2 separate regions of the Homo sapiens genome follow, and region 1 is linked to region 2. A link is a contact called in ENCODE Hi-C or POLR2A ChIA-PET data. All regions are on one chromosome and are shown on one strand. Each heading gives the region's core, a stretch centred on a gene start or an enhancer-like site at or near the end of the contact. The rest is flanking DNA. Distances are from core to core; before and after follow the strand shown. Region 1 overlaps TNIP2 (TNFAIP3 interacting protein 2). Region 2 overlaps FAM193A (family with sequence similarity 193 member A).

What was found. Hi-C counts contacts between places; a loop is a spot of excess contacts on that map. ChIA-PET counts read pairs that join two places held with the same protein, here RNA polymerase II (POLR2A). Pooled maps may share reads with other maps.
Region 1: a loop to region 2 is called in a pooled map, with 10 times the contacts of the local background. The contact joins two enhancer-like sites. A Hi-C loop is called at or near these places in 6 of 50 pooled maps. POLR2A ChIA-PET finds 5 or more read pairs at or near these places in 3 of 52 experiments (PC-3, activated CD4-positive, alpha-beta T cell and common myeloid progenitor, CD34-positive).

The regions. Positions count from the first base shown.
Region 1 is chr4:2,744,663-2,747,754 of GRCh38, reverse strand. TNIP2 (TNFAIP3 interacting protein 2) reads left to right here. Exons shown (of 6, transcript NM_024309.4): 2 at 1-100; 3 at 2,220-2,309; 4 at 2,810-3,058. Among named protein-coding and RNA genes, the nearest start is that of TNIP2, 10 kb to the left of the region's middle. RefSeq lists enhancers at 1,378-1,817, 2,413-2,913. Within about 2 kb of position 1,439, at least 21 of the 41 ENCODE cell types and tissues checked have a DNase peak (open chromatin) inside an H3K27ac peak, as active enhancers do.
Region 2 is chr4:2,569,050-2,572,622 of GRCh38, reverse strand. The region is part of intron 1 of FAM193A (family with sequence similarity 193 member A); the gene reads right to left. Among named protein-coding and RNA genes, the nearest start is that of FAM193A, 34 kb to the right of the region's middle. Within about 2 kb of position 1,548, at least 9 of the 41 ENCODE cell types and tissues checked have a DNase peak (open chromatin) inside an H3K27ac peak, as active enhancers do.

The DNA.
Region 1 (3,092 bases), core at 190-2,689, 180 kb before region 2:
GACGCTGACCGCCACCGCCCACATGTGTCAGCATCTGGCCAAGTGTCTGGATGAACGACAGCATGCACAAAGGAATGTGGGGGAGAGAAGTCCTGACCAGGTAGGCCACAGTGTAAGCAGAGTGTGGGGAAGACCTCTGTGTGCTGGGAGCATCGCCTACAGGCCCCTGATCACAGAGGTGGGGGGGCGCCCCAGAACCCACTTCTGTTCTCAGTAACGAGAGTCAGCTGACGGGGCAAAGCTCACTCATCCAAGGGTTTCTTTTAAAATGATGGAACATGCAAAATGTAATAGGAAAGCAGGCAGCCACCTCACTGCCCAGCACCAGGCCTGTGGCCGACCCCGCTCCCAGGTGGGAGATGGCACTTGGCTTTCATCTGCCTCAGCTGAGGATGAGGAGGAGGAGCTGAGCCTGGCAGAGCTGCCTGGAGGAAGTGTAGTCACATCCTCCATCCGAGGAAACTGAAGCAGAGCCAGGTGGTACTGCTGGGGATGGGGAGTGCCTCCAGTTCCACACCCCAAACTCCTGGAAGGACCGTGAGTGCCCGCCTTCTTCAGGCTCAGTGTGTCTGAGTGCATGCAGGCACAGCTGGAACCGCCATCTCCAAAGCTGGCTTTAGGCATGTCCTTGCCAGCAGCACGGCCTCCCGCAAGCTTGGAGACCTGGCTCAGGGCCACAGCCTCCTCATCATCAAAGCAAGGGCCGGGGGCAGCGGCACCAAGTGACAGTGAGGGCCAAAGAAGGGTTCGCTGGACCTCCAGGATAGGCTGGATCTGGGCTGTAGCTCTCTGTGGGGTCTAGTGGGAGAGAGAAGGACCGTGGGAGTTTCAGCATCAGGAGAAACCAGGGGGCTCCTAGGCAGAAAAGTAGGGGAGCAGTGGCCCAAGGCATCTGTGTGCCAGGCACCTTCCATCTTGCTGGTGCTTGTGGTGGTCTGTGTGTGGCAGGCAGGGGAATGGAGGCACTCCGTGCACATCTCACCTAGGCTGAGACCCCATCTCACTCGCACTGCCGGGCACAGGGCCTCTCGCTCGGGTCCTTTCTAGGCAGTTCTCTGAGGCAGCACCAAGGTTCATGCAGAAACACACGCGCTGGGATGTTCTGTGGCAGACAGTACATCCCGCACCCATCAGCAGCTTCACCGAGGCGCCCACTGGGGAGAAGGTTGGTCTGAGAACTGCCCACCTCAGCTGGGTGGATTCCAGGCGGGGAACCTCAGAGAGGACACAGCTGCATTCAGAAACCAGAGGAAAAGTGCCGTCTGGGCGGAGGCAGGGTGTTCTGGTCTGATTTTGAGTCACTGTGTCATTTCCCTCTGGGGATTTGAAAGGAGCCACACACAGTGTTGAGCCTGAGGCGGGGGTGGGGCCAGTGGCAGGGTAGGCCCTCATCACAGTCTCTAAATAAGTGTCACTTCTCAGCCCTGAACTCAGCTGAGTCACCCGGGGCTTCCCGGTGTAGGCTGTGTTAGGACGTGCACTTCCTTTGTCATTTGAGGGGAATTCTCAAAAATTATGTCACTGAGATACAGTCAGAATTGTAGGGTACACACGAGTTTCAGGAGACTTTTCATTCAGCTCTGTAGTTGTTAGTGGGGGTTGGTTTGGGTTGTGGCTTCGGTGACTCCTGACCCTGCGTGGGGCAGAGGTTAGATTCCTGTGTCCAGAATCACCTGGTTGAACCCGATTGTCTGCAGACAGGACAGTGTCATGGGCTCCAAAGGAGGTAAGCAGGGTGCATGGCCAGGCCCACCCTGGGCAGCTGGGGGCCCCCTCACTGGAGATCCTCTGGTTTACAATGGGATTCAGCTTCCTGCCTTCCCTGCTGTCTGTGATAATGGCAAATCTCTGGCAATGAGAAGACTTTATCATGTCTGGTGTGCCAATCCCTGCAGACATTATGGCTTTAGAATATTTACATTCCAAATATTTAAAAGACAAACAGCTCAAACTGGTAGGTGGGACGGGATAAGGACAGTGTGAAAGGTGGTGTGGCCTGAAGACCTCCCATCCGGGCTCTGGCCTGGGCCAGGTGGGGTGGGCCTGGGCAGGGAGAAGGTGGTCCCTTGTCCCTGCTTTGCTTCTCTACCAAATGAATGATCACTACCCGCTGCACTGGGGGACGCAGTGATAATCTGTGGCCTCAGCCTCTGGGTCTAGCTTTCTCCCCTCTTGCTGTATGTGACAGAGTGTCTTCTCTCTGTCCCTTCCTCATGCAGTCGGAACACACAGATGGGCACACCTCTGTCCAGAGTGTTATTGAGAAGTTGCAGGAAGAAAATCGACTGTTAAAACAGAAGGTGACTCACGTGAGTGTCTTTCACATTTCGTTTGAGAAGAACACATGGCTTACAAACTGTAAGTGAGGGTTCTTTCCTTGGCTGATGCCCAGAGTCGCCCCCCGCCCTCTGGCCACTAGGACTTGATACACACAGTCCCTAGAGACTGGACTTTTTTGCTTAAAACGACGTACGGGACATGTCCTGTCCATCTCCATCCCCCTAAAATTAATCCACAAGTCAGTAAAGGAGATGCAAGAGTTAGCAGCAGGAGGTCCATTTTCTAAGACAGCAAAGCTGCACCGAGTCCACCTCCGTTCATGCTGCTTGCGTACGGGTGTCATCGTGCTGCCTCAGGATTCTCTAGCGGGCCTAGTGTCTGCTCTCTACAGAACAGGGAGGGGCAGCTTCCATTTAAGAGGAAACTCTCACTCAGCGAATCACTGCTAATACATAATTCACACTGGGTGCTGGCTTGAGCAGCTTTGTCAGCTGCCTTCACCGTGAGCTTTCCGGCTCCACCTCTTCAGGTTGAAGACCTCAATGCCAAGTGGCAGCGCTACAACGCCAGCAGGGACGAATACGTGAGGGGGCTCCATGCGCAGCTCAGGGGGCTGCAGATCCCCCACGAGCCCGAGCTGATGAGGAAGGAGATCTCCCGGCTCAACAGACAGTTGGAAGAGAAAATAAATGACTGTGCCGAAGTGAAGCAGGAGCTGGCGGCCTCCAGGACGGCCCGGGATGCTGCGTTGGAGCGGGTGCAGATGCTGGAACAGCAGGTGTCTGTCCCTCGGGCTCCGGACGGCACTGACC
Region 2 (3,573 bases), core at 299-2,798:
ACCAGGCTGTGGCACAGGGCTCCTCTTACCTGGGACTGACAACTCCAACCTATCTGCAGCCTCAGCTCACCCTACAGCCTTTAATCTCATTTCCATCTCTCAGTTTACAAATCAGGAGGACATACAGTGTCCCTAGGAAGACTGGAGAACGCCCAAGTCCCCACTGCAGCGAGCACTGTGGGGCCACAACCTCAGACAATCTGGTTTCCATTTAGGCACCGTACACAACCTCATTTCAGGGGAAACGGTATTAGAAAACTTGAAATGTTACCTTGGACTTTTTTTTTTTTTTTTGAGATGAAGTCTCACTCTGTCGCCTAGGCTGCAGTCCAGTGGCGCGATCTTGGCTCACGGCAACCTCTGCCTGCCAGGTTCAAGCGATTCTCCTGCCCCAGCCTCCCCAATAGCTGGGATTACTGGCACACACAACCACACCCAGTTTTTTTTTTTTTTTTTTGGACACAGAGGCTGGCCTTGTCGCCCAGGCTGGACTGCAGTGGTGTAATCTCGGCTCACTGCAACCTCCGCCTCCTGGGTTCAAGTGATTCTCCTGCCTCAGCCTCCTAAGTAGCTGGGATTACAGGCACATGCCACCATGCCCAGCTAATTTTTTGTATCTTTAGTAGAGATGGGGTTTCACCATGTTGGCCAGGCTGGTCTTGATCTCCTGACCTCATGATCCACCAGCCTCAGCCTCTCGAAGTGCTGGGATTACAGGCGTGAGCCACAGCGCCTGGCCTTTGACCAAGATTTAGAAAGTAGTAAACAAAAAGTTCTGGTCTAGGCAGAGCGCTGTGGCTCACACCTGTAATCCCAGCTCTTTGGGAGGCTGAGGCCGGTGGATCACCTGAGGTCGGGAGTTCAACACCAGCCTGGCCAACATGGCGAAACTCTGTCTCTACTAAAAATACAAAAATTAGCTGGGCTTGGTGGCACGCTCCTGTAATCCCGCTACTTGGGAAGCTGAGGTGAGAGAATCGCTTGAACCAAGGAGGCAGAGTTTGCAGTGAGCCAAGATCATGCCACTGCACTCCAGCCTGGAGGACAGAGCGAAACTCTGTGTCAAAAAAAAAAAAGTTCTGCTCTAGAATTTCACTCTACACATACCTCTCAAAACCCTTTTCCACAAAGACATCTTTAAATAAAATAGGACTTCTACCTCAGAAGCCATTCACTTCCAAAACCCTAGTACAAATCTAAATTTTTTATACATAACCAAACAGAAGTTCACTGTGCCAACAAGTACCAGTCTCCGAGCTGCTGGCAAGGTGGTGCCACATCTGCCTGGTACTCTAGAACCTGCCCTCTCCTCCAGGGCTCAGAATGGATAATTAATCCATGGGGTACAGGGCAGCCTGTACAATACAGCTGTTCTCTTCAGGACCCACAACAAGGCCTGTCATAAAAACATAATTTGGTCCACTTACGGGAAATGTGAACTAAAGACAAAGCAACACTGCCAGTAATACATCATTGGAAGCTGCCAGGAGGAAGGGCTGGGGCCGCGGAGGGAGTCACTAAAGAGCAGAGCCTATGGGTAAGGTGACAAGGCAGGAAAGAGGCTCTGCGAAGTCCCCCATAGGGAGAGAGCCACAGCACAGACAGCTGCCCACACCCCCACCCACTCCGTAAGCGAAACTGAGTGTGTGAACCCTGAATACAACAGGCAGAGGTAGGGGAGGAAGTGTACGGCAGAAGAGAAATAGGCCCTGTGTGTTCGGTACTCAAAGTGCTTGACTTACTACCCAGGATACATGACCACCTGAGTAAGGCCCATCTGTGAGTGAGACTTGCAGTAAATACGCATTCTCCTAAATCACAAAAGCTCCCAGGCCGGGGAGTGGGGCCTGAAAACTAGCCTAGCCCTGATCTGAGGAGGAGCTCACCAAGGCCTGTACCCATGGGGTAACTGGTCCCCCTACAGAGACACTGTCTCCTAAACTGCCCACAGCCTTGCACCTAGACATGGCAAGGCTTATTTCCTGTGTCACTATGATGGGGAGAAATGAGTTCCCATTATTCCAGTCAAGAGAGCAGGCTAGAGGGCCCTTTACTGCTGTGTCCTATAACGAAAGATGTGGCATGACCTCTGCAAGGAGGGTAACAGTTCATGGAACCTTGGGAAAAGTTAAAGATATATGGAGGAAAAAAACATAAGGAGATTTGGTTTATTTCAGTATCTCCTGAGCCATGTCACCAAAGCTCACTGCAGCGATTTAGAGTTGCTTCTTTAGCACAGAATGACTCTCTGAACTTAGATTCAGAGTTAGGGTTACCAAATCCACAGTAACTCATAGAATGTACTGCTTTCTTACAAACAGAAGATATCTGAACACACTGAATTCAACCCTGCAGGGAGACATAAGGGTACCATGATTTGTTCAAGGAAGTACAGATTCAAACCGGCCCAATGAGTTTAACTAATGGCATGTGGAGACTACGAACATTCACTACTGTCCAGAATCCCGGATTCTGAAGTACTTTTGGGCTATTTAGCAGTTCAGTCACAATTTCAGAAGATACCCAAAAGTGAAGAAAAGTCATACTCTCAGTTTCTGTAACTTATTAGATGTGAAAACCTCCAGATGTATTTGACTTATCCAGCATCTGACCCTAACAGTGTGGTTCAAACTTCAAGAGCATCTGAATGAGACGAAATCAAATTATGGTCCCCCTCAACAATTTGCCATCCTAAAATTCTAGAGATAAATATATAAATCCCAGAACAATCTAAAAATCTGTAACTTTGTGACCAAATTCCAGGTAATACTGGAGTCCAACCAATTATGAAAACTTATTTTATTTTAATGGAATTAGCAGCTGGGTGCAGTGGATTACAATCATAATTCTAACACTTTGGGAGGCCGAGGCAGGAGGATCACTTGAGCCCAGGAGTTCAAGACCAGCCTGGGCAACACAGCAAGACCAGCTTTTAAAAATTTTTTAAAGTTTTAAAAATTAACCGGGTGTGGTGGTGCATGCCTGTGGTCCCAGCTACTCGGGAGGCAGAGGCAGGAGGATAGCTTGAGCCTGGGAGATTGAGGCTGCAGTGAGTCATGATCGGCCACTGCACTCCGGACCGGGTGACGGAGAAGACCCTGTCTCAAAAAGAATTTGTTTTAATAATAATAAAAATGGCAAATAGCACCAAACTCACATCTGCACAACTGTGCTTAAATATGACAATAAAATAAATAGGATTCGATAAACTACCTTTGGGCTGCTTTTGTATTACTGCTAAATAAAATCCAATTTTTGGAAGGTTATATTCCACCACTGTTAGCAACAGAGTTTCCATGACACTTTCTCAACCCCTCACGTGGGTTTCCGATCAGCTGGCTCTACACAAGAATCTGGACCGGGCGCAGTGGCTCATGCCTGTAATCCCAGCACTTTGGGAGGCCAGGGTGGATTACCTGAGCTCACGAGTTCGAGATCAGCCTGGCCAACATGGCAAAACCACATCTCTACTAATATACAAAAAAATTACCCAGGTGCGGTGATGCACACCTGTAGTCCCAGTTACTCAGGAGGCTGAGGCAGGAGAATCGCTTGAACCCAGGAGGCAGAGGT